2 separate regions of the Homo sapiens genome follow, and region 2 is linked to region 1. The links are chromatin loops, found by intact Hi-C in ENCODE. Cell type or tissue: heart left ventricle. All regions are shown on one strand. Each heading gives the region's core, and the rest is flanking DNA. Links, peaks and the distances in the headings are about the cores only.

The links. Hi-C counts contacts between places; a loop is a spot of excess contacts. Peaks named below come from ENCODE experiments on the same cell type or tissue, not always from the same donor. Only the 100,000 strongest peaks of a DNase experiment are listed, where the experiment ranks them.
Region 2: it touches region 1 in a loop (4-fold over the local background); 2 of 110 quality-filtered maps call a loop at or near these places.

Annotation. Positions count from the first base shown.
Region 1 is chr10:96,463,858-96,479,560 of GRCh38, forward strand. The region is part of intron 2 of TLL2 (tolloid like 2); the gene reads right to left. Among named protein-coding and RNA genes, the nearest start is that of TLL2, 42 kb to the right of the region's middle. In heart left ventricle, for the core only: a CTCF peak has its summit at 6,450; no DNase peak of the experiment used is centred there.
Region 2 is chr10:96,404,928-96,420,630 of GRCh38, forward strand. It overlaps TLL2 (tolloid like 2), which reads right to left. Exons shown (of 21, transcript NM_012465.4): 8 at 8,265-8,389; 9 at 5,432-5,547; 10 at 305-407. Among named protein-coding and RNA genes, the nearest start is that of OPALIN, 54 kb to the left of the region's middle. In heart left ventricle, for the core only: a CTCF peak has its summit at 8,744 (motif pointing left); no DNase peak of the experiment used is centred there; H3K27ac peaks cover 936 bases.

The sequences.
Region 1 (15,703 bases), core at 3,437-11,436:
ATAAGTGGACCAGCCAGGGCAGCAGAGCTGAGTCCTGTCAGGGCTGAACTGGGGCAGTGAAGTGGAGATCAGGACCCAGAGCCAACCAGGAATTCAAAGAAAGAAACGAAGAGAGGAACAAAACACCCAAGCCCTCTCTCACGGCACTGGAGGAGCATAGAGCTTTGAGGCAGGAGCCGAGAGCCTGCTGAATGGAGACCTTTTCTGTAGAAGCTGCCAGAACAGGCCAGGTACGGTGGCTGACACCTGTAATCCCAACACTTTGGGAGGCTGAGGCAGGAGGACTGCTTGAGTCAGGAGTAGGATTACTTGAGTCAGGAGTTCAAGACCAGTCTGGCCAACATGGTGAAACCCCATCTCTACTGAAAATACAAAAATTAGCCAGGTGTGGTGGTGTGCACCTGTAATCCCAGCTACTTGGGAAGCTGGGGCAAGAGAATCACGTGATCCCAGGAGGTGGAGGTTGCAGTGAGCCGAGATTGTGCCACTGCACTCCAGTCTGGGTGGCAGAGCCAGATTCCATCTCAAAAATAAATAAATTAATTAATTAAACATTAAAAAAAGAAGAAGAAACTGCCAGAACATGGAAAGATTCAATCTGTGAGCAGTCACAACTCTGGCTCCCCTACACCCTAGAATGTTGGCCTTGTGAGCGGCAGCAGTACAGACAGGGATGGATTACTCACTTAGCACGTGCCAGCCCGGGGCAGGAAGCAGAGTGCCCAGATGGCAATTAATCCAACAACTGTAAGCTCCCTGGAGGCAGAAATGGTATATTCCACCAAGGGTCTTGCACAGTGCTTAACATGATACTGCTTCTGTATCAATAGTGTCTACACCACCTGCTTTCAAACAAGCTTGCAATTCCTTTTAAGAGAAGACATATCCATAATACATGTTTTCAAATAGAAATAAAAATTCTTAAATGTAAACAGAAATGCAAATAAATATACCCCAAAATAAAGTTATACAGTTTGAGGACTGAACACTGAATTTAAATCTGAGCTCTGAAAAGCAGAAAGGGTTGCCTACACTCAGGGATTAAGTCTTTCTCACTACCTGATTTGTCCTTACAAAAAAATCTTAGGATTTTATCACATGGTCTTTGCATAAATGCAATAGATCCAATGAAGATTTACAGATGTCTCAGAAGGCAAGCCAGACTCATTAGGTCATAGAAAGAGTAGCAAGGAACTCAGGAGATCAAAGAAAGGAAGAGACCAACTCCAGTCCTCTCTCAGGGAACTGGAGGAGAGAGGCAGAAAGAGTAGCAAGGAACTCCACCCCCTGTCCTTGACCTTTGCGGGACAGATGTCAGCTCTGTTCAAGAAGAACTGCAGAGCAGTGACCTTAACTTTAAGAGACAATGTCGGTAAATAGAGGTTAAGGTAACCAGTGCTTTCCTGGGGGCTGGCATTTGTCAGTAAAATGCAATGGCCCGTTTGTTTTAGAGAAGTTAATATCTACTAATGTGGTCCCACCTCACTGATTGACTGGAGCAGGAAGAATCTGTCTGATGCTAGCACATGTGCAGGGCCATAAACCATCCCATGCAAAACACTGAGTGTGTCCTCTGTTTGCCTTTTCTGTGTCCCATCCTACCCCAGTCCCATCCAGTGCCCAGGACATGAGCATCTATATTACAACAGGTGATAGAGACTGAACCCTCAAGAAAAGGAAGAAAAGAGGCACCAGAAGAAGGATCTTCTTCCAGACTACCCAGCAATAGCTGAAGCTCTAGGATCCTCCTCCTTTAATGAGGAAGGGGAAAAACAGCCTTGACCAATGTCAGGGGACCTGAATTAGGACCCAAGGTGGTGCCTCTTACCCACTGGCCCCGTATGCATGCTCAAATACCTAGAGTTGGCAGGGGGACAGGCAGGCAGGGAGCACTGAAGTGAACGGGGTTGGGTGTGAAGATGAATAGGGAGTGGTGGGGACTGCGGCTCACCATGGAGTGCAACCTGTTGTTACGCAACTCTGTTGATCGTTGCCATGTGGGATTACTGGACCGGTGTGGCCAAATCTTCCAGCTTTTCAAGAGAAGCCAGAGTTCTGGATTTTTATGAGAAATCTGATTTTTAAATGTTGGCAGTAAATTAAAAAGATGTAAGCACTACAAAACAAACAAAACACATCTGCAGACAAGATTTGGCTGGCTGGTTGACCACACAGGACCTCTCGCTTGAAGGGGAATGGGAAAGTCATGCCTATAGGTGATGACAATGTCAGAGAAGAGAGGGATTCCTTGGACAATGGCAGCTAAGGTCCAGGGATGAAAGAAGAGACAGAGAACCTGGGGAGCAGAAAGCAAGTAGTAGCGGGAGCTAGAGGTGGGTGGGACCAAGTCCACCAGCTCAGTGCCAAGGCCAGCTGGGCCTTTCCTCAGTGTTTGTGGGCAAACAAGGCTCCTTAAAGAGGACCAAAGAGAAATAGGATGACCAGAACATGGAAGAAGATTCCAATGGCAACTCCACTACCATCATCACCTTCTCTCTCTGGATCTCCTTGGAAACCACAGAAATAACAACCTACAGACCTTGGTATAAACAGCTCCGGCAGAAATGCAGCTTTGTCTGGGCCATCATGCACTGGGTACCAGGATGGGGAGCCTCATCCCACTCACATCAGCAGCGTCCCACTGAGGCTCTTCAGGTTGTGTCCTCAGCCCTTATGGCCAGGCCTACTTGTCGGGTGCTCAGTTTCACACCCTTCATGCAGCCTGGGCTTTCTTCACCTCCTCTCTCCAGCCCACTGCTGTCTGTTGTTTTCTAAGAAGGGATAAAGGAAGCTCACAGCCACATCACTGTCAACACCTCTGGGAGCCCACTAGTGGGTCTCTGCAAGGTTCCTGGCTAGATATGATCTAAGCAGACTATTCTGAAGTTCCACGAGGCATCAAAGGAAGGAGAACCCAGACGTTGTGGTTATCTAATCAGTAATGTATGCAGCAGACACCATGTATCCAGTCCCCATTACACTCAGGGAATTTGGCAAAAGAACCAAAGGACTCATTCTTGGACCTCAGGAAGCTTAGAGTCCAGCACTCCATTTTATAGATGAGGAAACCGAGGTCCCCCAAGGTGAAGTAACATCTTCAAGGTCTGTCATGTCATAGGTAGCCCTAAGAATGGTGGCACTGGTTTTATAAAAAATTAGTTTAGTTCATTATCATGCCCAGTAAGAACATGTTTGAGCAGCAAATGCATTTGCAACAAAGGTCAGTTTCCAGCTGTAACAAAGTAGACCCATCTAAAAAGAGGTTAGGAAATACAAGAGCAAATATATATAGCTTTACAAAAACTAAGATGCTAAGTTTAAAAATTTAGGGATTTGGGGGAGGTATTTTTTTAGAAACAGCATCTTGCTTTGTCACCCAGGCTGCAGAGCAGTGGCTCACCGCAGCCTGGAAATCCCAGGCTCAAGCACAATCATAGCTCACCATACAGCCTGGAAATCCCGGGCTCAAGCACTCCTCCCACCTCAGCCTCCCAAGTAGCTGGGATTACAGATATATGCCACCACACCTGGCTATTTACTTTTACTTTTTATTTTTGTCAAGACAGAGTCTTGCTATGTTCCCCAGGCTGGTCTCAAACTCCTGGCCTCACGTGATCCTTCTGCCTCAGCCTCCCAAAGTGCTGGGATTACAGCTGTGAGCCACCATGCCTGGCCATAAAAGATCTTTTATTTTGTCAACAAGAATTCACCACAGTGTTCTTATAAGTCATGGTAAGAAACATTTTTTCTATATATGACACTATACTGCGAAAATGTATTGGAGGCTACATAAGTAAAAAGCCTTTAGTAGGGTTTATTTCATTTCATTCTGCTTTAGATATCAACTACTATTTAAGAACAAGAAACATAGAACTCCATTCAATAAATACAAACAAAAATACATACACAGTTTAAAAAAGGAAGAGTGGAATCAGATTAAGAAAAACCAAAAGGGGGATGCTTGAGAGGCTGAGACACAGTCTTTCTGTTGGTCAAAGCTGAGAGGCCAAAGACTGAATCCTCAACTGATACATATGATACACGTGATCCCCAGCACTCATGAGACTGTGTCCCCAAGTTCCATGTATTAAGATGGCTGGTGAGAACTCAAAGTATTTTCCCATGACAACAGCATTATAAATGGCCATGTGGGGGTGGTACTCCCAGGCTTGGTCCTTAAAGCCAGGTGAACTCAAAAGGAAGCTGGGCTACCCCGGGGGTCAGTTCACTCGCCCATCACCTCCCCAAACCAGAAGCTTCTCCCTCATTCATTCATTCTCTTGCGCCACAGACGTGGACCTACCATCTGCTCCCATTATTACTTCATTTCCACGTCCTCCCTCCCCAGCACGCCTTGTCAGCCTTCTGCTTCGCTCATTTTATAACCCCCTCCCTTAGAGATCTCTTCCATTCTCAGAACTCCCACAGTGCCTTACATAGGTAGCTGCCGGAGGCATTCAGTAGGGGACACTGCAGCCAAGGGATCATGACAGAGGCTCCAGCAGGCTGGCCATGAGGGGCAGGTGCAAGAAGAGGAGACAAAACAAAAATGAGAGGTACTTCGTGGCCCCTGAGAAGAGAGATCAGCCTTGCTCCTTTCTCTCCAATTCCTAGTCCAGTCCCCAAGAGGCCAGTTCTACTCTGCCTCTGTTCTTATAGGGCCACGAGAATATACTCTTAAAAGACGCTCCTCTATTTGAGCTATCTTGAGTGGGATTCTGTATCTCACAACTAAAGAGCCTTGGCTAGAACGTCAGGTACTAAACTCTTGTTTGTCCCAATTTCTTAAGCTCATCTCCCAATTTTGATTCAGGCTCTCAGGTTCATGGTTCATGAGGATACCCACTCCCTGGATGGACACTCAAGAGGAGGCACCACCCTTGCCCCACCTGGCCCTGCACCCCACCGTGGCCCCAGGTGGAGTCCCAGCCCAGCTTCTCCAAATCCTGACAAACACGCTCGTAATGAAAATTAACTTAAAGGTGAATTTGCTTTTCCCAACACTTCAAGTTCTCAGTGAACTCTGGCTTCAATCCAAGGTATAAGTCAGCCCCTGAATGAGGCCCTGGAGGATGAGATGATCAACTCCTTATGCTGCATTCTTTTTCCTTCCCAAAGAGCAGATGTGCACGTTATCAGATGCCTCCTTATCATCTCAAATCATCTCACTAAATTCAAAACTTCATGGGTGGAATAACTGCCAGGCTGCGCCTGGTTCCTGTGCTGACATCCCCCTCCTTTCCAGCTAGCACCTGCTGATTGCTTTCTGCGGGCTGAGCCCAGCCCTGGCTCTGGGGCCAGCCCTGTCCTCTGACAGAGGGATTTCAGGGGTTTGGACTCAACACACGAGAGTCTCAGCAGCACACTACCCTTCCCTCCGGTCTGACTCTGACCTGGGCTCCGATATTGACTTGTGGATTTCTGTATTATTTCTGACTCTTGCAGCCATCTTATTCTCTCAGGCCAGCTCTCTGCTTTCCTCCCTAATCCTTACTTCCTACAAGAACCAGTCGCTCTTGCCTTGTTCTTTTGAGCTCCCAGCATGGAAGAAGAAGCCTGCTTACAGCCTTTCTGATGGGATTTGCCTGGGTCTCTGGCCCACACACCCCAGCCTCCCTGTGTCTGTGCCTCTGCTCTGCCTCTGGTGGGGCCCTGTGCACCCAGGCTGGACCCCCACCACCAGCCTCCCGCCTGGGTGACAGCTGTCACCTGGGGCCTTCCCCGTAGGTGTGGGGGAAGCCTGCCATGAGAGGGCAGTGGCTCCCCCAACCCAGTGGGGGCTTTGATCCCAGATCCCACCCTCCAATCTGACCCATTCCTCCAGTGCTCCCAGAGCACGACAATCATCACTCCCATCTTAAAAACACAATCTCCTTAATGGTGGGAGAAAAAGTGGTTACTGCTGTATCCTTGGTGCTGAGCACAGAAGAGGTCCTCAATTAGCATATTTTACATAAGGAAGGAGAGATAGAGAGAAAGCAATTCTAATCATGAATTTGGCATCAGAGAGGCAGCAGAGCTGTGGGGTCGATCCCAGGGAAGAGTGTGGGGAATGACAGGCTAGGAGGGCACCATGTGAAGATCAAGTTCTGACCGGTGGGAGCCAAGAACTCTTGTGGGCGGGGCAGGGTGATGATGAGGGCCAGCTGGACACCCCCAAAGGTCTGAGAAAGAAAGACTGAAAGTCCACAGAGACCCCAGCAAGCTCTCCCCGGCTTGCAGACCTAAGGACCACATTTTCCATCTGAGAATCTGTACAAAGGGCCCTGTAAAGAGAAGCTAATGACCACATGGCTAAAGGGTCTCCTTTCCAGACACTCTCTGCAAGGTGATGTGGGCCTGCCCAGCTCCATCCCTGAGCCTGAGAATTTCTCTTGCTGCTGGTACCCATCCCCAGCCGGGGGTCAGAGGCATCACACATTCAAACAATCCATCCTACCCCTGACAGCCTCATGGGGGAGCAGGAGAGCAGGCAAGGCCATCAGGCAGTCTTGAGCCTCCTGGCTCCATCCACAGTTCACACGTGTTTGTCTGACACCACTGATGTGCCCAGCCTGATGCTGGAATAAAAGAAGAAAGGCCAGACTGTCACTGCTGTTGACAGACTGGTTGATGGGTCGGGCAGATGCTGAATAAATAATAGCAGGCAGGATGAGGTTTAGCACCCATAAGCCTGCAAAACACATCCTGTGCACCCCCAGCACCTCTCTAGGGGAGTGATGGAGAGCCTAAGTCGTCAGCAGCTCAAGGGAACAGGGTTAGAAGTGATGCCAGTGTCTGTTTCTAGAAGCAATGGAGTGTAGGAGCTAAACACAGGGCCTCTGACACTTCAAAGACTAGAGTCCTAATCTTGGCTCTGCCAATGATTAGCTGTATGCTCACCAACAGCTTACTTACCTCTCTGAAAATTCATTTCCACACCTACACGTACTAATAGTACCTACCACATAGAACTGTTGTGTGAAGATTAAATAAAATCATGTCTATAAAGCATTTAGCCCATAATTGACATAACAAATGGTACTTGTTCTCATTCTTTCACTGTTACTACTAAAGAGGAACCAGCATTGAATCCATTCTCAGATCCCTCTCTGGCCAACTTTGTGATGACCCCAGAGTGTGGCTCAGGACAACTTGGGAAGTCTTTTTTTTTGAGGGGGGAGACAAAGTTTTGCTCTGTTGCCCAGGCTGGAGTGCAAGTTGTGCGATCTCAGCTCACTGCAGCCTCTGCCTGCCAGGTTCTAGTGATTCTCCTGCCTCAGCCCCCTGAGTAGCTGGGATTACAGGTGTTTGCCACCACACTTGGCTAATTTTTTTTTGTATTTTCAGTAGAGATGGGGTTTCACTATGTTGATCAGGCTGGTCTGGAACTCCTGACCTCAAGCAATCCACCTGCCTTGGCCTCCTAAAGTGCTGGGATTACAGGCGTGAGCCACCGCACCCGGCCACTTGGGAAGTCTTTATGTTGGAGATTGATTCAGAGATTTCCCATGTGCTGGTTGGAATCCAAATCCAAGCATCTGATAGAGCACACTGATACAGGCCCTGCTCCAGAGTCCCCTGCAGGTTCCGGAAGAGTACTAAAATGAAGAATTCCAAGAGACTTGGACACTTAGGAAGCATGGGATTTGGGACACAGAAGTTGGGGGTCGCATAGAGAAGAGAAGACAAGAGAGCCAGCAAAGGGCCAACCCTGCGGGTATTACTGTTATTATTTTTGGTGTCAGACGCTGGAATAAGTGTTTTACGTGTCACACTTATTTAATCCTCGCTGTGAGGCAGGTACTATTATTCCATCTTACAAATAAGGAATGAGTTGCCCTGAGTCCCACAGAGAATCAGTACAGAGCCAGAGACGCAAACTCAGGCCTGCTGGGCTCCGACACCCACGTCTTCCCACACTGCAGCCCTCCAAGGTCCTGATGCCCATGGTCGCAGCTCCAACAGTGGGGAGGCACACCAAAGACAGGACTGGGGTCAGAATTTCGTAACTTGAGATCCATGGATCTCAATCTGAAAACTGCAAGCACGATTGTGTGTGTGTCTGTGTGCGTGCGTGTGTGTGTGTACCTACGAGAAGGTTCATAATGTTCGTCAGATTCTCAAAGGAGTCTGTGAATCTCAAAATGTCACGCACAACATACTTAGAGAAAAGAGGCCACCAGGACCTTCTTCTCTGGACCCCCTCCTCACCTAGCTTTGGAGGAGACAGAGGAAAGACAGGGATGTGTAAGAGAGCTCCCTGATGGGCCCCTGTGACTCTTCAGATTTCCAAACCTGTGGCCCTGGCAGCAGAGGCCCTGAGATTTCTCAGAGATGGCACTTGGCAATGCATGACGTGAGAGAAGACAGACTTGAATCCAATGAACTGGCCCAGCAAGAGTCCAGCCTGACGTTCATTCACAAAATCGAGACATCGTCCCTTCTGTAGGATATCATAGGGAGCCCCCCACTGACCCATTCTCATTTGGACACTTGGCAGTCAGTAGCACTCCTACCCCAACAAATAAAACTAGTGAAATGAGGAAGCCATGTCTACAAAGCTTGGGGAATGTCTGCACAGGGGCAGAGGCTGAAAAATCACAGCCCCATCTATAAGCTCTCTCAAGAGCCTCAAAGTTGGGCTGAGTGCAGTGGCTCGCACTTATAATCCCAATACTTTGGGAGGCTGAGGCAGGAGGATTGCTTGAGCCCAGGAGTTCAAGACCAGCCTGGGAAACAACATGACATCTCGTCTCCACAAAAAATACAAAAATTAGCCAGGCACGGTGACATGTGCCTGTGGTTCCAGCTACTCAGGAGGCTGAGGTGAGAGGATGGCTTGAACCCAGGAGGTTGAGGCTGCAGTGCACCACTGCACTCCAGCCTGAGTGACACAGCAAAATCCTGTCTCAAAAAAAAGAAAAAAAGAAAAAAAAGCTTCAAAGTTAAAAATATGCTGGGAACAGAAACATGTTGGATCTCTTTTTAGAGCCTCAAACCTTGGAAAGCAGAGCCCAGAAACCCTAAATCCAAGTTCTCTGATTCTGGACATTGGGTATCTCTTGGGTATGCACTGGTGTTCAATGCCTACCTTTAGCCCTGTAATGCCTGATAGCCTTTGGTTCCCCTCTTTTCTTTAGCCTGAAACACCAGCACTCAAATCCAGAGCTCAAACTGGCTTGAAGGAAGTTAGAATGTGGTTCCATCAGCCCCCCCCAATCAGATGGGAACACTGAGACCAGGTGAGAGTAATGTGTGCCACTCAAAGTCATGGACAGAGTACAGATAGGAACTCTAGGAACCAAAGGGTCTGTGGGTAAAGAAAGAATCCAAGCCTGGGCGTGTTGGCTAATCCCTGTAATCCCAGAACTTTGGGAGGCTGAGGCAGGTGAATCACTTGAGATCAGGAGTTCGAGACCAGCCTGGCCAACGTGGTGAAACCCTGTCTCTACTAAAAGTACAAAAATTAGCTGGGCATGGTGATGGGCGCCTGAAATCCCAGCTACTCAAGAGGCTGAGGCAGGAGAATTGCTTGAACCAGAGATCATGCCACTGCATTCCAGCCTGGGCAACAGAGAGAGACTCTGTCTCAAAAAATAAAATAAATACAATGAAAAAAGAAAGCGTCCCCATGATTCAGAGACAGGGCCCAGAGAGGGGACATGTCTCAGAGTCTCTCCTGCTAATGTATTATTTTAAACCCAATACCTAAACTGTTGGGGTTATGCAGACATCCTACACAGATGGCAGGAGTTTAGGAAGTGAGGATTTAGAGCAAGGTTGATTTCTTAAATAGAGATGGACATGGCCCCGTGGCTCAGAATAGATGAGGCGGGAAACATCAACTTCCATCCGAGCCAATAAGTAATTAAAACCATTTCCCCTTTTAAAGTCCTCATTACAAACATCAAGAAATCAGATCCAGATTTCCTTTTCAGGTACATTTACAAAGATGGATGTGCCCAACGCAGACTTCCTGGACTCTTTGGGGAACAAACAAACAAACAGAAAGTTCAAAGCATCAGCCACACAGGCTTCTCCTCCACATCTCCTGTGGCTAACAGGAGAGGTGTCTAAGAACTCAGGAATGGGGCTGTCAGGTTCAGCCACTCTCGTATCGAAAAGGGTGCAAGAGGGTCGGAAAGTGTATGCGCGCCTGTGTGTGTGTCTGTGTGTGTCTCCCACTAAGTACTTCCTTCACTACACAGCTAATCCGATTAGCAGCTTTAGGAAACTCTGTAATGTTAATTCAAGGGCCCCATTCATAGAACAGCGTGGCCAATGCCTGCCCAGGACTCCCATTCTTCTCACTGCAAATAAAATGCACACAGAAGACTTTCTTTCCCTGAAGAATCCTTTCTTGCCGCCTTGCCCCCACACACATCCAAAATGCGGCTGCCACATCCTCCAGCAGCCCCATGACAAGGGAATGGGCCCATCGGAGAATGGGGGAGAAATAGCAGTTCTCTCCATCCCAAGCACAAAATGTGGCCAATTTTAATAGCACCATCTACCCAGGCCATCTCCCCAAGCTGGGAGGCATGCAGAGCAAAGAGGCATCACAAATGCAGCTGGGTAGAGATGGATAAAGAGGCTTGAATGGGTCATCCAACCTTTCTGGGGGTCTTCATTTCCTTATGTGTAGAATGGGGACTTTGAGCAGAGGGAGCAGCTAGAACAGAGGCTGTAAGGAAGGAAACTGGGGGCCTGCACAGGCACATCATTGCATTTGGCTAGAGGACCAGGAGTGGGAAGAGAGGCTGGATACACAGGTTGTGGACATAGCATGAAGGGCCTTAAGAGTCCGACCAAGGAATGTTTCTAATAAGCAAGGGGGAGCTATTGAAGGCTCTAAACAGCACAGCAGTATTCGTTTCCTAGGACTGCCATGCAATCTACAACTGAGTGGCTTACAACAGAACTCTATTCTCTCACAATCCTGGAGGCTAGAAGTCTGAAGGCCAGGTGTTGGCAGCATTCTCCCCAAATGCTCTAGGGGAGAATCCACCTTTGTCTCTGCTTAGCTTGCGGTGGCTCCTGGCAACCCTGGTGTTCTTGGCTTGTGGCTGCATCACTTCAATCTCTGCCTCTGTCTTCACATGGCCTTCTCTGTCTGTCCTCTTCTTTTCCTATAAGCATGTCAGTCAATAGATTTAGGATCCACCCTAAATCCAGGAGGATCTCATCTCAAGATCCTTAACTAATTAGATCTGCAAAGATTCTATTTGCAAATAAGATTACATTCTGAGGTTCCAGGTAGACATGGGTTTTGGGAGGACCCACTACAGTGGTCACAAGGTTGCCAGAAAGATAAGCTAGAAGCAGAACGGAGTAAGAGAGACTAGAGGCAGGAAGACAAATTGGCATGAAATCAACACAGCTCGTGGCCCCAAGTGAACAGAAGACATGCTCCCTGCTGTGAATCCTAAAGCTGTCAGTGGCTTTTTGTGGACACTGCAGTGCACTAAGTGGGCTCTTAAGCCAACCCAGGCATAAGGTCTTGCCTCACCATTGGCACAGAAAGACTCCAGCCTACTTTACAAGTGACAACAAAGGAATAACCACCTGCACTCTTGTTCTCAGCTCCTCTAGCTGGCAATATGATGGGCAGGTTGGTAAAGTAGAAGACACAGCAACCCTGGAGTTGACAAACTTGGGTTCTAGTCCTGATTCTGCTACTGAATAAATTTGGGCACATCTAGCAAATGAGGCTGACTGGGTCACCTCTAGGGCAACTGACATGGTTTCCTTCTGCAGCCAAAAAAGCAGTGCCAAGATCACAGGATAAACAGGCAAAGGAGGCCTCTGGGGTTGCACTGCAGGGTTCTGGGCCCTTCCCCCCATGTCTCCCTCCAGGGACCTCAGACCTCTCCCCTTGAGCCCTCTCCCTACCCTCCAACAAAAGAAACAGGATGGCTCTGTGTCCCCACCCAAATCTCATCTTACAGCTCCCGTAATTCCAAGTGTTGTGGGAGGGACCCAAAGGGAGATGATTGAATTATGGGACGGGTCTTTCCCATGCTGTTCTCATGATAGTAAGTGGGTCTCACGAGATCTGACGGGTTTAAAAATGGGAGTTTCCCTGCACAAGCTCTCCTTGCCTGCCGCCATCCACACAAGATGTGACTTGCTCCTCCTTGCCTTCCACCATGATTGTGAGGACTCCCCAGCCACGTGGAACAGTGAGTCCAATTAACCCTCTCTCTTTTGTAAATTGCCCAGTCTCGGGTACACCTTTATCAGCAGAGTAAAAATAGACTAATACACAGAGGCACTTACCAAAGCTTGGAAATGAGATTAACTTGCATCTAAGAATACATCTTCCCACACATTTGGAAGTAGGAAAAGAGGATAAAGGTGTGGTTCCTTTTTAATTTTATATGTATATATATATATATATATTTTATTTTTGTTGTTGTTGTTGTTGTTGAGACGGAGTCTCACTCTGTCACTCAGATGTAGTGCAGTGGTACGATCTTGGCTAGTGAAATCGTACTAGCAACCTCCACCTCCCGGGTTCCAGCAATTCTCCTGCCTCAGCCTCCAAAGTAGCTGGGACTATAGGCACCCACCACCATGCCCGGCTAATTTTTGTATTTTTTAGTAGAGACAGGGTTTCACCATGTTGGCCAGGCTGGTCTTGAACTCCTGACCTCAAGTGATCCGCCTGCCTCGGCCTCCCAAAGTGCTCGGATTACAGGTGTGAGTCACCGCACCTGGCCTGTGATTTTTAAAATTAAAACAAATGTTTAAAGATACATGCAGAAAGTTATTTATAGAAACATTGCTTCTAAGAGGAAAAAAAAATACAGAAAAAAAATGGGAAACAATCTTCACATTTATCTATAATGGCTTAGTTAGGTAAATCATGGCAGAGTTGCACATTGAATCACTACTGCCGTTAAAATAAGAGAGACCACAACGTGCTGCATGACAAGATGTCCATGATAAAGTGTTAAGTAAAAAATTCAGACAACACCAAAGCACATTGAGTAAAATCCCTAATCCCTTTTATGTTACACACACACACACACACACACACACACACACACACACACGCAAACATGCACACACACAGCCTGAGCACATTAAGTCTGGAAAGAATCCAGCAAACTGGTAATGCCAGGGATCTTTGGGGCTGGGATAACAGGGGATTTTCATCTTCCACTTTATACAATTATGAGCTACTGGACTTTTTTTTTTTTTTTTTTTTTTACAACAAGCAGCATTAGTTTAATCAACAAAAACAATAAAAAATATTCCCATTCTGACGATAAAATAACTATTCATACTATTCTAGGTAGACGCAAAGTACTATTGGACCTCAGAGAAAAATGATCAGGATAAAAATCACTTTGCCATAAAAACACACTAGAAAAAAAAATATCAAGCTTGGGAAGGAAGAAACACCAAGTATGATATATATTTCAAAGGCCTCATTCCTAAGGCCCCACATTCCCTATGTACACAGCAAATTTCCCTCATTCTCCACTTGTTTTAATTTTAATTTTAATTTTTTTTTTTTTTTGAGACAGAGTCTTGCTCTGTCGCCCAGGCTGGAGTGCAGTGGCGTGATCTTGCTCACTGCAGCCTCGATCTCCCAGGCTCAAGCGATCCTCCCACCTCAGCCTCTCAAGTAGCTGGGACCACAGGGGTGAATGCCCAGCTCCCCACTCTCCACTTTAATCGTAAACCCTCCCAGGTCAGTCTTCTCTCTGCAAATATTAATAATAATGAGGAGGAAGCAGATGAAATGTATTAAGCATTTGTTATGTGCCAGGCACTGTGCTAAGCACTTTGCACATATTCTTTCTTTTCATCCTCGCAGCATTACTCTGAGGTAAGGATTATTGCTATTTGCATTTGACAGATGAAGAAACTGAGGCCCAGCTTAAGGATGCAAGTCCAGGCAGTCTGACCCAAAGCCTGTGACCACGGTCAGCACTCTCACCACCCTTCTGGGAGCAAAGCCCTGCTGAGGCTCTGGATCTCTAAGGCCCTGGGAGACGGCTCCAGGGTCTGCCATCTTCATCTGCCTCCATCTCCTCTCTGCTGATGTTGGCCAGCACCTTCTGGGTACAAGGTCCTGGCCCAGACTCTGGGGGATCTAAATCCAGGCAGGATGTAGGCTCTGTGCTCTATCAGCTCTATCAGCTCACTGGAGAGAAGGGAGAAGACAGGCCTCCAAATTCTTAGGTCATGTCCACCTTGAGCAAGTGGCATGAGGGAGAAGGCAGGGCTGCTGGGCTTCCTCCACCACAGCATCCTCAGGCAGCCTTCCCTCAACACAACCCTCTAGCAGCCGGGTATGCAGCTGGCGTGGTGGCTGGCCACTGCCCTGCCTCTCTTTGGGGTCTCTCACTCCCATCTGCCAACCTTGGGCCCCCAAGGACAGCAGGACAGCTGAGAAAGGCAACCCTGAGCATTCTTGATGGTGGGCCGGCGTCAAGCCAGTGAGACCCAAACCGGGGAGACCAAGACTCAAAGCCTTACTGGATCCTGCACAGACACCACTCCTGTCTTCTAAATGAGTATGCACCCACTTAGAGCGTAAAGTGGTACAACCACTTTGGAGAACTCTACGACAGTACCTACTAACGCTGAACTGTGTGTGCCCTATGACCCAGCACCCCCACTCCTGGGCACAGGCCCAGTGGAAATGAGTGCTCGTGTTCACCAAAACACTACGTCCAAGAATGACTGCAGCAGCTTTATTTATCGTAGCCCAAACCACAAACTGCCCACATGTCTGTCAACTGAAGAACAAATAAACCAGAGTCCGTTCATACAATAGAATACTGCATAACAATGAAAAAGAGCAACACGGCAATGTGAGTGAATTTCAGTCACAGGCTGCACAAAAGAAACCAGACACAGTAATACAGACTGTACGACTCCATGCAGGTAAAAGGAGTCTGGGGTGATAGAGGTCAGACCAGTGGCTACTTTGGGACACGTATTAACTGGGAGGGATGTGAGGAGTCTCTGGGGTCTGGAATGTTCCTTATCTTGGTGTGGGTGGTGGTCCCATGGGCGTGTACATATGTAAAAGTTCATCATGCTGTATGTTTGAGATACATGAAGTTCACTATTTTTAAGTAACACCATCAAAAAAGTTTTAAAACTATTTTAACTACACATACAAGATTACAGTCAGGTCAGCTTCTCCAGGCCTCCAGGTAAGAGCTGGGGAGAAAAGTGTGATTAGATGGAGTGGTAGAATTATGCAAAGATGCTTCCTTTAGTAAGAGCTTAAGTAAAGTTCTGAATATATTGGTATTAAAAATAATTGAAAACTCCATTTAAAATGTGAATAGAATTTCAAACCTTATACGAGACCTCAAAAATCCTAAGAAATGACACTCATGAAACAAGACACCAAAAAGAAATCCTAAAGTACATAATTGCCCCACCTTCCTCCCAGCCACTGGCGATGAGGTCCCCGTGACCTCCTGGCAATGTCAGCCCTCATCCACCAACCCCTGCAGGGAGCTTTGAAGGCAGGTCCCTGTAGCTGCTCTGGTTCCTCATGAACCGTGGGAGGTGCCCCTGCCCTGGGCACATGCCCACACATTTCCCTCCAGGTTCCAGAGATCTTCCTGGATGTCACCACATACATGAGCAGCCTGGAAGAGGGGTTGCCTGATACAACCCTCCCCCCAGCACCATCCCCACTGCAATCAGCATAGTGAAGCTGCCCAAGCAGGCAGCCAGGAACCCA
Region 2 (15,703 bases), core at 4,921-12,920, 57 kb before region 1:
TGAACATTTAAATTGCTTGCAATTTTTCCTGCTTCAGTGAACATCCCTGTAGCTAGAGCTTTGCACACTTCCTTAATTAGTTCCCTAGGATGAATTCCAAAAAGTGGAATTGCTGGGTCAAAGGGTATTCGCAGTTTTAAAAGCTTTTAACATGTGTGGCCAAATGGAGTGCTCAGAGTTTTACAATGACAGAGGCCCTTGAGAGTTTCCTGTGACCGCTGTCAAGGTGGACCTTCCAGACATTAACAGCATCCCGGGGAACATCCCATCACTCCTCTCTTAACGGTGTCTAAAGTCAACTTACCCAAAAGGGGGGCTTTTCTCCAGTAACCATCCCGGACCTCCACGTAATCATACCAGCACAGTCGGCTTTTAAACAAATCCATGGATGTGAAGTTTAATACGATCTGTAAAGAATTACCATAAAGTGAGTTTTGGCAGCAAAGCCTGAGGAGTTTGGGAAGATATATCTTGCATACTGGTGTTCTCACGTTACCCTTTAGCATGCAGAACTTTCAGACCACGGTAGGAGTGTTGTCTCAAAAGCATGCTCACAGGAAACCTAAGGACATTAAATAATAAACCTTAAGCAGGATGGGGAGTAAACAGAAGGAGATGGGTCCTTCGGTTCTGTCTGGGGAATCACTTGAGCTTTTGAAGTCACTAGGTGGTTTACAGAAAGCGAGATGCATTAAAAAGACTGGCCAGGGCGCATGGAGACGGAGGATTTGGAAGGAGGTAAGGGGTCAGCGAAGTTCAGAGATACAAGAAGATCTTATAACATCATCAATCATTCCAAAGGGTCTGGGGTTAGCCCGAGTGCATCTGAACATCTCTGCGATCAACCTCCCCTCAGCCATGACCTCACTCTCCTGAGGTGTGGTGTGTCTAATGACCTTCCTACAGTTAGTCCATTCTTTCATTCACTCCACCATTGTTTGTTGACCACCTTCTGAGTGTCAGCCTGTGCTGGCCAATTGAGATAGAAAGATCAGTAAGACAGGGTCCTTTGCCCTTGGGGAGCCCAGAGAAGGGGGGAAAGGCAGATGGGCCAAGCCAATGAGAACACTATGGTATAAACACTGAAAAGAGAGGGATTGTCATGAGGAGCATCTTGGCAGCCCTGTCTGGACATCCCTGAGGTCAGGTAGTGGATGCTCCCATGGCCAAATAGGTGACTACTTAGTAGGGGGAAGGGGAGGGCTGGGTGGTCCCAGGGGCTGGGCCTCAGCACACAGGTGCTGTACCTGTGAACTGGCTCTGGTCCCCCTGCAGCCCACCAGCTCGGGGCTCCCCTGGCAGATGGCCCAGAGCAGAGTTCAGATTTCCCCTGGCCTTTCACCCCCACGCAAGTTCCACTAAACCAGGTGCCTGTGGCTCCTCCCACTGTCCTGAGGTGCAGTGGCTTGTCTGGCCCAGGCTCACCTTTCCTCATGCCCCACACACCTGCTCCATCACGTCTCCACTCTTCCTCATCTCCAGCCCTGACCCAGCCCCTGCACCCCTGACTCTATTCGTTTTCCAACCCCGGAGGACTTTGCTCTCAGCAGTTCCTCTCTCTCCAGCATCTCCACTCACTGCCCCTCCACTAGCCACTTCTTTATATTCAAACAGCCCCAGGGGCCCTCTAGCTCTAAGTAAACCCTTAGGCTGGAAGGCTTCCTCAAAGGTTCCCATTCCCTCCCCACCAAATCTAAAGGACTGTTATTTGGCCTTGTGCCCCATGACCCCTCTGCCCAGAGCTTATCCTTTCTGGTTTTCACCACACTGGCCTATCTTCTCCCCACTGCTCTTGCTCCTCTGCCCTTCCCGCTCCCTACTAGGTGAGAGCACCTCCAAACAAAGCATTTCCTTTCCAGCCTCCTCCACTGTAGGAGATGCCATTGCCCCGATGGTCAAGGAGCCAAGCTTTGGTATTATCTTTCCTTCATCCTTACTGTTGATCCCCCATATCTGTTCAGCATCCATGCTGCAGCTCTTTTTAAGATATCCGCATCCCTCCCCTCTAACCCCATCTCGCTCCTCCTGCCTCACCCCCTCCTGGATTGCTCCCACACGATTCCTGGACTCCTCCCTGCTGTGGCCCCATTTTTTCTACACACTGGGGCTTCTAGATCAATATTCCACTCATATCTCATGTTTACCAGACCCCTCCCAATCTTCCACCCATATATCATGTTGACCAAACCCCTCAGGAAACCTCAGTGGCTCTCTGTGCCCCCATCTCATGAATTAAATTCTGCTTACTTTCCACACCCCCAGAGCCTGTCCTGTGCAACCTGTTTCCCAGTGTTCCCTGACAGTCCCATGTCAGAGAAACCCTTCCCAGGCCTGCTCAAGTGTCCCCCTCCTCGAGCCTGTGTCTGATTGCCCTGATGAACACGATTGATCTTTGCCTCTTTGGAACGCCCCACCCTCTGTCTTATAATGATTCTAGAGCCGGTGTCTTTAGATCTACCTAGATCTGGATTTGCTTCTCAGCTCCATCTACTAGCTCTGGAGTCTTGGGGAAATACTTGCCCTCTAGTTTCCTCATCTGTAACACAATACACACATCACTGTGCTATTGAGGGGACTGTGCGAGAAACCATATATAGAGTGTATATTGCTATGCCTGGCACACCATAGGCACTCGATAAATAGCAACTTAAAATACCAGGTAGTCCACATTGAGTGTACACTTAGCATACCACAACTAACACTAACCACACCTCGCAAGCTGCCCATCTTGATTAGTGTTGAGTGCCCATCCCTTCCCTTGGGCCCATCCCACCCAATGTTTCGTCTCAGGACAAATCACATCTTCCACAAAGCCCTGCGATCTCCTAGGAAACGAAGTCAGTGCCAGGAAAAAACAGGTCAGCTCACCTTCTGTCATTGAGTGTGTGTGCGCGCACGCGTGGGTGCATGCATGTGTGAGCATGTGCATGCATGTGTGTGCGCACACGTGTGTGCGTGTGTGTGCATGTGTGTGCGCACGCTGTCACTCCTCTTTCAAACTAGACTGTGTTTTTCGACCCTACTTGCACATTAAAATCAACTTTGAAGCTTTGAAAAAGCTCATACCAAGCAAACACCCTTCCTTCCATTAAATCAGATTCCCTGGGAGTGGGGGGAGGGGGACCCAAAATAAACAGTCTTAAGACAGGGGTGTGCCTTAGATTTCTGTCCTATCCCACACCGTGCTCATATTCAGGTGGTAGAGCTTAGTAACACCTGTAAGCTGGTTGCACAATAATTCTTTAGCCTTTGCTTTTTTAAAATTACAGAAAGGAAATGTTAGTACAACTTCCTTGGTAACACATTCATGATCTGAATGAATGGGATAATTATTCAGGCTAATTATTTTAAGTACATTAGTGAACCATAAAGACCATAGGGGAAAGAGGTGGTGAACAAGAGGTGATACTCGAATCAATCAAGTTTGCTAATTACTTGCAGCTCTGGGGAAAGCTGGGTGAAGCAGAAATGGAAATAATTGGTGCAGAAATTTCAATGATGTATATTCTCTCTGTCCCCAGTTAGCACTAATAATTAAGGCTTGATGAAGTTTACACAGTTCAAACATATCACACACCCTCTGCTGTGCAGAGCAATTCAATAATTTAGAAATTACCAGACCTCTTCCTCTTCCCCCTTTCTGCCTCCCTCCTGTTAGCCTCCAGCAGGCACATGGATTTCACATCTACCCAAGGCAGACAGGTCTGGGATCTCAGATACAAGATGACAGCCATACTTAATGTCTTAAATGCTTAGAGCCAAAGGAAGGATGTATACATGTGTGCCCACACATGTGCATTCATGTATGTATATAAATGCACGTTAAAATGTCTATCTACTAGCCTGGCCCCTTTGTGTAATAATATAAGATGACAGTCAAGCATTCAGGCTGTCAGAGTCCAATTGCCTGGGTTCAAATCCCAACTCTGCAACAAACTTAGAAGCCTTGGGCAAGTCCAATTCCTTACCTGTAAATAAGTATGGCAACAGCACCTATTTCACAAAGTTGATGAGAGGACTAAATTAGATGATCCACATGATATGCTAAGGATAGTATCCAGTCTACAGAAAATGCTCACAATGGTTCCTAGTCATTTGTCTCTAGTTAGCACACTATGCTTAACTTGACATTTAGATGGACATTTTAAAAAGTTATAAATTAGAAATACCTGAAGGTTGGCTACAGGTGCCTGAAAAATTCCATCACACCCCACTGCCACCCCTAGCTGCAGGTTTTTCACTCAGCCCCTCATCCATCCACATATCCATTCAACAAATACTTGTCAGGTGACCATTCTGTGCCACAGACTGTGTGGAGTGCTGGGGCCCTGGGGCTGAATGATCTCCAACCTTAATGAGCTTAAGATTTAGAAGGGGGTCAAATAAACCAGTAGTGACTATACCGTGAGACATGCTATAACAGGTATAATTATAGAGAGCTCTGGGGACACTGGGGGTATCCCCTAACCTAGACCTAGGGAACAGGGTTTCTCTAAGATAGTTGCATCTAGTCTGAGGCAACTTGAAGAACACTCAGATTTGTAGAGACATGTAGCAAAAAGATAAGCTTTGGAGAGCAAAACCTCAGTTCTCAGTTTCTAGTTCTATATCTTACCTTGACTTTTGGCACTTTCCTTAATGTTCAAGCCTCAAATTCCTTATCCAGATAATGGATATAACAGTACGTGCCCTGCAGTAGGGTTGAAAACATACCACCCTTGGACCAGAGTGAAAGAGATCCTTGCCCTGGGCTCAGCTCTAGGGGGTCACGGAATCTTCAAGACTAAAGGGATGTGTCCACCCAGAGCTTGCCCAGGTCCTACGCCACACTCCAGGAATCCAGGAATTCCCTGTCCACACAGCTCTGAGCCCATTGCCAGGACATGCAAGGGCCTCTGCCCTGGATCCATCTTCTTGAGTATAGACTGCATGCCTGGCCAGTCCATCCCGCTGGAGGGGCAGCCAAGGAGTGGCTGTTTGCAAAAGAGGAGTGTAAGATGCTTAGGGAAGTGGGCTGGGGTGTCAACAGGGATGTTCTTTAAGCCCCAAATGCTGAGACGGAGGCTGGGGGGAAGAATAGCCAGCTGTGGGCTGGCTCCCCGTGTCACCATCTTCCAGAGCAGCAATCCGAGGTGTCACAGAATTCTAAATTCTAGGATATTATAATAGTGTATTTGTTAAGGTTGGAAGGAACTGTGAGCTTGATTTATAACTCAGCAGATATTTAGTACATGCCAGCCTTCATTTGTGTGGGTGAGACTGGTTGAGAAGTCCAGAAATAATGAACGTACAGCAAACAGCACCATGCCTGGCATACAGTGGGTGCTTATAACCGAACAGCTGTTATTTTTACTATTAACAATAAGAACTCCTCCCACCTCACCCAACTCAAGGAGTGCCGTCCCATTTGCCAAGGGGGCTTCCCACCTACCTTTTCCCCTGGGGTGACCGAGATCCTCCAGACGCAGTGGGAGTAAGATGGGTACCCATTTGGGAAACCAGGTGCAGAAAAGTTTCCCGTTGTGTCCTGCAGGGTCTCCCCACACGCTGCACAAGCAAAATCACAACTGTGATGTGGCATATGCACCTCTCCCCGCCCAAGCAGCTCCCGCACGGGGCAGCGGAGCAAACATACCCCTTTGCCAGCCAAAGCCCTCGGAACAGGTTGGTGAGAAGTGTAGCAAGCAGATTGATGTTTTCTGGCTAACAAAAGCACAAGTAGGACCTAGGAGTCAAAAAGGAACGCCCAGGAATTTCTTCTGAGGCTCTCAGGACTGAGCATGGCCTAGAGGTCATGAATCTTAGCTCTCTGGCCAGCTGTGTGGCTTGGGCAAGTTTCCTAGACTTGCTGGACCTTAGTTTTCTTATCTGTAAGATGGGCAGGACCTACCTGAGAGGGTTAGTGAAATCGTGTGCATTACATGAAATGGATCAGCTCAGTGCTTGGCACGTAGTGAGTGCTTCATATATAATGCCATTATTATTGCTAATAATAATATCGGTGGCAGAGAGAACATGAAAATGCAAGTAGAGGCCAGGCGTGGTGGCTCACGCCTGTAATCTCAGCACTTTGGGAGGCCAAGGCGGGTGGGTCATTTGAGGTCAGGAGTTCGAGACCAGCCTGGCCAACATGGGGAAACCCCATCTCTACTAAAAATACAAAAATTAGCTGGGTGGTAGTGGCGTGCACCTGTAATCCCAGCTACTTGGGAGGCTGAGGCAGAAGAATCGCTTGAGCCTGGGAGGCTGGGAGGTGGAGAGTGCAGTGAGCCAAGATTGCACTACTGCACTCCAGTCTCCAGTCTGGGTGACAGAGTGAGACTCTGTCTCAAAAAAAAAAAAAAAAAAAAAAAAAAAAAAAAAAAAAGTGGAAGTAGGTAAGACAAAAAGAAAAAAATGCTTTGAAACTTATTTCAGCTGTTAGTTTAAATCTTTCCTCTTCCTTTTCTGCTACTCACTTCTGAAAGAACTATAAAGCAGTCAAGAAAACAAAAAAATGCAGAGGCACAGGGAGCTGGAATCTTCTATAGCAGGCTATTCTGCCCTTGAATGTTTGAGGGTTGGTTATGAGTCTAGAACCTAGTCTTTATGTATGTGAAAAGTATTTCCCCTAATTTGTCCTCACAAATGAAGGGTACCTGTATGAATCCTTGGAAACTACAGGTTTTGTATTTCTCTAATGCCTGGGGATTCAGACTCCAAAGACAAAGACACTGGTTTGCTGAGAGCCCCTCCTCTTATGTGGCCAACCCTAACATGTGGAGATCCAGCATCCTTAGGCATCTTTTCCTTACATGCAGTTCAACCTCTGCATGGCGACTGACTGAGCTTTCAGTTACTGCTCGGAACTACTGGAAGCTCCACATTTTTTGGAGCTGCAGGAAGGGATATGTGGAGAACTGCCCATTATCGGCCTCAGGAAATCCTGGATGTCGGGGCTTCAATATCACATTACTGAACAACTGCCAGGCATCATGAGGATTATGCCTGGCAGTCAACACCCCCAAGGGTTCCATGGAAATTATTTTAGAATAATCATCAACATTCTGCAAGAACAGATACATTACTATGTGGCTCCACAGTATTTTGCTTTGAATCCTTTTGGGAAGTGAGCAGCATAAATGTTATAACTGAATAAATATGATGGCATTTCCCAGGGTATGCTATAAGGTTTCCCGTTCAATTCAGCAAGGTTATATGATATGTGTGTCCTGTATTTCAGCCCTAACACGCCCCCAGATGACTAATAGCTGGACGGACATATTTTCTAAAGTTTCTTGAGGAAGCAAGCCCCACGCAGCCCTTTGCATCCCTCGGGTCCTGCTTAGTAAGGTAATGTGACAGCCCAGATTTTCTAAGACGGTCCTCACTTCAAATACTTCATCCCATGATCAAACTCTGTGTCTGGTTTGGAAGTCTGGGAAAGGCTATTGGTAATGGAACTTCCTTCTATCCTCCTAAAACCACTGAAATGGATTCTGATCCATCAGTACTAAAAACTCAGCTGCCCTAACCAGTGCTTTACATTGAGGCTCAAGAGCTGAAAGGGGTCTAGAAGAGCTCAGACGGTGTGTGTATGATGATGATGCTGAAGCCAAGGGGATGGAAGACAAACGGGACAAATCCAAGGGGAAGGAACACTTCCAAACGGGCCAGGGAACAGGCATTTGCTCCAATCCCAGTATTGTCCCATCTTCAATGGCAGACTCCTGGCCACTGACCAGCACCTAGGATGGCCAGGAAAGCCCCAAGACCAAAGCAACAAGCTCATTAATAGCACTGAGACTCCCTCCACCTTGTAGCATTTGGGAAACTGACTTCCATCCTCCCAAAAGCATTCTCCCTCACTCTTTGTCTTCCTGCAAAATCCAGCTTGGTTCTTGTTTTCCCAAACCCACATCCCCTAGTCCCAGAGAAAGGAGAGGTGCTCTTACTGTTATGGGGCACACACTGCATTACACCCCTATTTACTGTTGTTCTGTTATGCCTTCTTCCCCTTCTGGACACAAAGGCTTTGCCAGAGAAGTCTGAAGCCTCTCATGAAATTGCCAATGGACTCTAAGACCTATTATTCTCTTCACTGCCTGCCACCATGTCACCATTTCACCTTTCTATACTGCCTAGCACCTCCTACCAGAAGGACACCAGAAATTAAAGCTGCCAAGGAATAGTCCCTTTAGGTCCCCCAAGTTGTTTTCCCAGCATAGGGACTGTGCTTTGGAGATGCTAGGGAGGTGCTGGCAGTCCCCACGGCTCATAGTTACCTGGGCATTTGTACAGCTTCCGGGCTTGAGCTATGTCTCCCTGACTGAGCCGCACGCGCTGGCCAATGGTTGGCCTGACGCCATTGTCATCTTGACGGGGAAGGATGGTGTCTAAGAAAACTCCTCTACAGGAAGGAAAAAAGACAGAAAAAGAAAAGTCAAGGCCATCAGGCTGTCTGTGCTGGGATTTCTAGGCTTCATTCCCTTGCCCATAACCCCATCAACATTCCTGCCCCCTGGCCAGCCTCTCCCAGGCTGGCATGACTGAAGAGGTTTCCTTCGCTCATGCTAGCATTTTCACATTCCATCTCATCAGCTGCCTACTCGCTTTCCAGTGGGAAGATGACTCTGCCAAGTGTAAAAATATGCCCTAGTGCGGTAGCCCAGGGGCTTCCTTAGGGATGTGTCCTGAGCATTTTCATGAAGCCCTGACAGGTCCAGACCCCGGAGAGACCACGGTGTGAATGGCGCCCCCTGCAGCTGTGCATTGGGAAGTACTGTGTGTAGTTAAGTCCTGGAGCCACCCCAGGGAGAGCTTGGGAACTGGTCCAATGTGAGACTCTCAGGGGCTGGTCAGCAAGTGCAGGTTGATGAATTGGTGGTCCCAGTTTGGAGGCCCTGCTGGTAAGAGGGAAATCAGATGGAAAATGAGATAAATGCAGAGAACAAGAAGTAGTGAAAAAAGCCCTGGACTAGAGATTTCTACACTAGGCCTGTGTGTGCTTGGACAAGACCCTTCCCCTCTCTGAGCCTCTCTAAGTCTCAGTTTACCCCACTAAACAATAAGAAATTTGTTGAGATGGTCATGGCAGCCCCTTCTATCTCTAACATCTTATTCTACTCCTATTTGACTGAAATCTAAAATGACAGCTTCATTTCTAAACTAGACAAGTGGAAATCAGGTTGCCAGCTGAGCGCTGGCCCTGTTGTGGGCATGGTTTACATCCCGCCTGCTGCCTTGTCTGCTGCCAGCTCTGAGCCTCCTCTTCTGCTTCCAGACCCTCTATCTGGGGCCTCTCCTGGATGTTAGGCCTCTCCTTGAATCAGCATCTCCTCCAGTCACCACCTTGTTTTTTTCCTTCCCTTCTTAACCAAGTTTCTATAAAGTATTGTCTCCATTCCCCAACTGCTCACCTCTGATTCACTTCTCAATCCACCTGTGATCTGACCCCATCAGCAACGGTCACCACTCATCTGCCAGTAGACAGCTTCCAATCTCCGTCTGCCCTCTCTCCAGCACTGACCTCCGATGCCCTCCTCCCTCCTCACTGTCTTCTCCCTGGGTCCAGGCCATGGCTCTCTCTGAGCAGTGAGACAAGAACCACTTCTGCTTCCCCTTCAGTGATGCCCCTTGGGTTTCTGCCCTCTCCCTCTGTCCTCTCTCTCCATATTCCATCTGCTCCTACGGCTTTTAACCATCATCTGCAGCCTCACAGCTAATCCTCTGTTTCCAGCCCAGGATCCTCTGCTGAGCCCCAGATGCCTCGTAACACCTCCCCTGGGCTGTCCTATGGGCCTCTTATATCCAACGTGCTCAAAACCAAATTTATCACAATTCCATCCTTCTCCTGCTCACTCCATGATCCTTGTCTCCTGAGCCTGAATCTGAGGGCATTCTCAGCTCCTCCCTCTCCCTCATACTCTCCTACCAAACCAGGAGCCAGGTCCTGTCCACTCTACCTTTTTTGCACCCCTTGAACCCATACCCTCCTCCTTGTTCCCAGACCATTGCCATAGCTCAAGTGATCAACACCCCATTCTTGAACTCTTTCCAGTAGCTTCTTAACTGGCCTCCCTCCCTGTAGACTCAGCCACTTCTACTCTACTGCTCCCCTTGGCCACAATGCTGCAATGGAATCATCCCAGAATGCAAGGGGAGGCACGTGCCTTTTTTGCTTAGAACGCTTCACCAACTTCCAGTCACCACTTGGATCTCTAGGCTGTTTGCTCACTGACTTCTGCCTTCCTCTCCAGCCTGACTCTTTAATCCCATAACCAAAAGAATACTTAACAAGAATAAAGCATATGTCATTATTTTAAGCAACACTGAGCTCCTTGTAGGCCTCAAATATGCCCTTGCACATGCTATCCGCTCCCTAGGCTGCCCATGCCCTCTGTTTTTTTGTCTGTTTGCAAACTCCTATTCATTCTCCAAAACCCCATCAGATGTCTTTCTCTATTAAAAGTCTTCCCCAAGCCTTTTCTACTCCTCCCATCTGGAGTTTATCATTCCCTGCTCTGGGTCTTAATCATTTGTGTAGTCTCTTCTTATCATACTGTATTGTTTTTCTTAAGGAGTGATGGTATTTGTCTTCTTTGCTAAAAGTAAGTTCCTCAAGCAGGGAGACTGGGTGTTTTATCTCTGTCCTTAGAAACTACAGCACAGCAGACCTCAAAAAATGCTTCTTGAATTAAATATGCAATCAGGATAAAGCACTGTCTTTTAAAAACTTTGCAAAATAGTTATTTACATCCAAAATGGAAGTGAAAATGTACATATGTCACCTAGCTATTAGCTGTGCATGCTCTCTCTCTCTGTCTCTCTCTGTCTCTCTCTCTCTCTCTCTCTCTCTCTGTCTCTCTCAAGCACTGTTTCTATTTCCCTAAATTCTGCACTACATTAGAAAATACCTATTACCCCTGGTTCTTCCTGGTTACATCACTTTGTTATCTTTTTGTTTTTGTGCAGACTTTTTTTTTCTAAATCAGATTTCAAGCTCACTTTCCAACCTTAGCCTGTGGGAGTATAGATCATCTGCTGATTTCCTGTTCAGCATCTCTGTACCCAACATGTAACCCTTGACCTGTCTTTCTCTAGCTCCCATAGCCTCATTTTTGAGTCTGGACTCCTGCAGAGAAACTTTAGTGGAATCCTTGGCCTCCCTCACTGACTTTACCACATTTTAAACCACAAGTGATGACTCTGCAGAAAATCCTAAATTCAATCATTAGCTACTCCAAAAACAGGCACTTCTGCCCTAACGAAAGGTGTGTCCTTTTGTAATTATTTTCTTGGTTCCCTTGCAGAAAGGAATTCTGCAGCACAAGCATAAGGATCACACAGTCTATAAGCACCCCACGCTACCTGGCCACATCACGTAGATGACTTTGCCAGCGGGCCTGGGGCATAGAGGCCATGTTCTTGCACTTACTCATCATTCATAGGACTTTCCGATGTGCCAGGCCCTGCACTGGGCACTTTCCTTGCACCAACTCATTTCATCTTCATAACACCCTAGGAGTCAGGTGCCATTATCACAAGAGCTCTCACTCTACAGGGGAGAAGACTGAGCCTGCAGAGCTTAAGTGACTTTCCCAGGGCACAGAGGTAGTCATGGAGAGGCAGGCCAGGAGCTCACCTCTGGGAATCCTCCTCCTTCCAGCCAGTGTTTCCTGCTGCCCAAGGAACAGTAGGCCTTATGATACATTAAATTATAGAGCTAAGAACATTGCAGACTTCAAAAACCAAAACATCAGGAACAACATTGGCTCACACTCAGACCGCTCTTTGGTGCTGGACGTCCTCCCTTGCGTATCCTAAGCTGCCAGCAAGAGCTTCCAGCTGTTTACTACAAGAGCCGTCCCCTGTGTAAACCACAGCGGTGACGTTCCTTCCCTCTTTCATGTAGGACAACTCTTAGCATTGACATTCTGCTAAACTAAGACAGAGTTCAGCAGATGCCTCAGGGAATAAAACTGTCAGTTCTGAGTTCTGAAACAAAGAGGCCCCTGTACAAGAGAACTGTCTCCTCATCTCCTGGATCTTTGCCCAGCAAAACCTCCAAAGAGACCGCTCCCCACAGCCTGGGTCCAACCAAGGGGGAGGGGAGAAGAACTGCAATAAACTAGAGAGAATGAAGTTGGAAGGAGACAGCTCAATCGTAAAGAGACACAAGGATTGAGTTTCCCATCAGCAGGGTATAGCATTTGCCCACCTCCCCAGATCAGCATATGTTCCATGGGCTCTATTCTGCCCTTTTACAGAATCCAACATGAGGTACAGGCCAGCTTTAGGGTCTTTGTGACCAGAAGTAATGACATGGAGTTGGGAGCGGGGAAACTATTGACAAAATGCTCATAGAAAAGCTCCCAGTAAAAACCCAGTGAACAAAATTGTTTTCCGAAAATCCAGGTAAAAAGTTGGCAGAAAGGACAATGCAGTCATCCACCTGCAACAAAACAGATTTGCTGAAACCATTCTGAACTCTGGGGCAGAGGTGACAAGGCAGCAGTGGCAGATTGTTAAAATAAAAAGTCACTCCTCCTAATAGCCAAATCCTACTGCAATGTGAAGCTTCCATACCTCCCAGTAAGAGGTGGAGTCTATTTCTCCACTTGCTTGAGTTTGGGGCTGGCCTTGTGGCTTGCTTTGACCAACAGAATGTGGCAGAAGTGATGTCATGCAAGTTCCAGAGCTGGGGCCTTAAGAGGCTTGCAGCTTCCCCGCTTGCTCTCTTGGAACTGTGAGTCCCCATGCAGTGTAAAGCCTGGTCTAGCCTACTGGAGGATGAGACGCCACATGAAGGAGAACCAAGGGGCTCCCAGAGAGAACAGAGGGGCATGAACAGGCAGCACCAAGTGCCAGGCGTGTGACTGGTCATTCTGGACTCCCCAGCCCAATCAATCTGTCAGATGACTGTTGCTGTGAGTGATCCCAGGAAAGACCAGAGAAGAACAAGCCTGACTAACTAACCCACAGTATCATCAAAAATAATAAGCTGCTGTTTTAAGTCACTAAGCTTGGGGGTCAATTGCTCTGCAGCAGTAGCTAATGTAACACTAGCAGGAGGGGCTGCCTGCCCTCGGCGAGCTGCTCTGCTCCTAGCTGCCCATCCTCCTGTGTGCTGCCCCTGCTGATCTCCCTCCTAGAGATTCTGGGGAATTTTGATGAGGAATTTTTATTTCATGGGTTTGGCCCATGGATTTCCACTGGTCTGGGCTGATGGTTCACATTGACAATAGCATTAGAAATGGTTATCCCCTGAGGGACAAAAGGCATGGTATTATGAGCTAGCAATCCTAGAAAAAAAAATACATATATATATTTCAAAAAGAAAGACAAGAAGAAACGCTGGTGCTGGAAGATCCTCTGCCTGCATCCTGTCCTGGCCTCTGGCTCCAGAGCTTGTGCAGTGCCTGGCACGGAGCAGGCGGTGAGAAGGCAGTGCAGTCCCTACAGCACACAAATGCCCTACATGGTACAGACTTACAGATTCACCTTACTAAAGTAGCCATCGCATTGGTGAGCACATGGAAAGAACTGTAATGAGCATAATGGAAATTTCTACCCTCACCTATTCCCCAACATTGCAGGTCCTCCTGGCCCCTTTGAACTCATTCATTAATTTATTCATTTAGCAAATGTCTATTGAATACCTACTAGGTGCCAGGCACTATGTTGGGTGCTGGGGACTAGAAGAGAATGAGATAGTCTCTGTCCTCAAGGATCTCAGTCTACTGCCAGAGAAGGGAATACAACAGATACATATGAATGTATATGAATATATATATGAATATATATGTATATATAAATATATAAATTAATATATGAATTTATAAAATAATAATTATTAATAGCTAAATTAAATGAATATTGATTTCATTTGAATATATAAATTATATGAATATATAAATTGAATATATAAATTAATATGAATATATAAATTAATAATTATTAATAGATAAATTAAAAAGCAATATGAAGAGTTATGGCAGCTACAGAAACAAGACCCAAGGAAAAAGCTTCTCCCTTGGGCCAACTTGACATAGATTCCCTGACAAAATTGATACTTGGTCTCTAGTAGCAGCCTGTAACTCCTGGATGATGGGGTGGGCCTTTGGCTATTCCCTGCACCATTTCCCAAACAGGTGAATCAGCCCACCCCAAGACCCAAGCATTGCCTCCCCCTTGGATATTTGCACACTGCACTGGCGTCCTGAGATTCCCTGCACACAGCCTCAGGGTGGATCCCTCAATGTCTCAGTTTCCTAATCTGGAAGAGGAGGCCCTTCCAGCTTCAGATTTCCTGTATGGCAGTGAATGAGATCATAATCTGTCAACCCCTCACCCATCTGCATCGGATTGAGAAATTGCAACTTGAAAGGTTAGAGCTGGAAGGGGCTCAGAGAACATCTAGTCCAACCCTCTCACAAGGAAACCAAGGCCTGTGGAGGTGGAGATTTAACCATCACACAGCTGCCCCTAATTACTGTCTGCCTCCCTCAAAGGCAAGGGGTCACAGGAGAACTATGACTAGAACCCGGCTTCTGCCTCTCAGTTCAGTGGTCTCTTCATCACACCATGTTTCTTTTACTATCTTTGGAAAAGAGCCAGGAGAAGGTCAAAGAGGCCAGGAAGGCTCAATTTCACGCTACTCCCAAGTGCTGTCGAAGATGCCAGCTTTAACACAACTCCACCCATGATAGCTCATGTCTAGGTGCAGGATAGAGATCATGACTTAAGCAGCTGTGTGGCCAGAGGAGCAGTACCCCCTGAGAACTTGGGATGCTGAGATTTAGAGGATTTCTCCCATAGTCCTATCAACAAACTCATCAACAGGATGCTTTTGGCAGCCTTACCCAAGAACCAAGGAGCCCCTGGCAAACAGTGTCCCTTTCACTCCCAAGAGCCATATGTTTTCTGAGCAAATGAATTCCTTTCATCTTTATGGACATGGAGACTCATGGAATGGATTATTTCCCTCTTTGCTGTGACTGCTAGGAAGCACAGGGCAGGATTTGCTGCCAACTCTAACCAAGTGTACATGACCTCACAGCATATAACTCTGAGCACTAAACTTATTCTGGGCCTCAACTTAGCTTTCTAGCCATATTTTTCCTTCTCCTTTCCCCCAGTTTTCTCACCTATTATTTATCATTTTTATCTCATGTGTATATTGGAAGTCACCACAGATCCTTTTGGGGGAAGACTAAATAAATAAACAAGCAAACAGCTGGTTTTAACAGGAGACTGAAGAGAAAGTACCAAGAGAGAAAATATTTGTTCTCTGTGACTCCTTTAACTCAACGCTAGAAAGAACTACAAAACTGGGACAAGTAGGGAAAAACTTCTGCACACAAAGCACTTACAGGGTCTAGAAGCAGGGAAAATACTGAAAATCTTTAATGTCTGCTAGGCGCAGCACATCAGAACAGCTCATCAGAACAGACCCTGCCCATGCCAGCCATAAATAAACGGCCCAGCCCTACTTGAATACAGCGGCTTCCATCATCTGTGACCTGCAGGTGGGAACCTGGATCCTTGCTCTCACTCCAGTCCTCAGCTACCTGTCCATCTGAGAGCTGGCTGGAGCCTCATTGTCTTCACCTCTAAAATGAATCGATGATTTACAGCCCTCCCAGCCTTGACACAGCCTAGTTTCCAATAAACCAAACCTCTGCTAGGAGAATTGGTGAGCACCACCATGCTTCTACAAAAG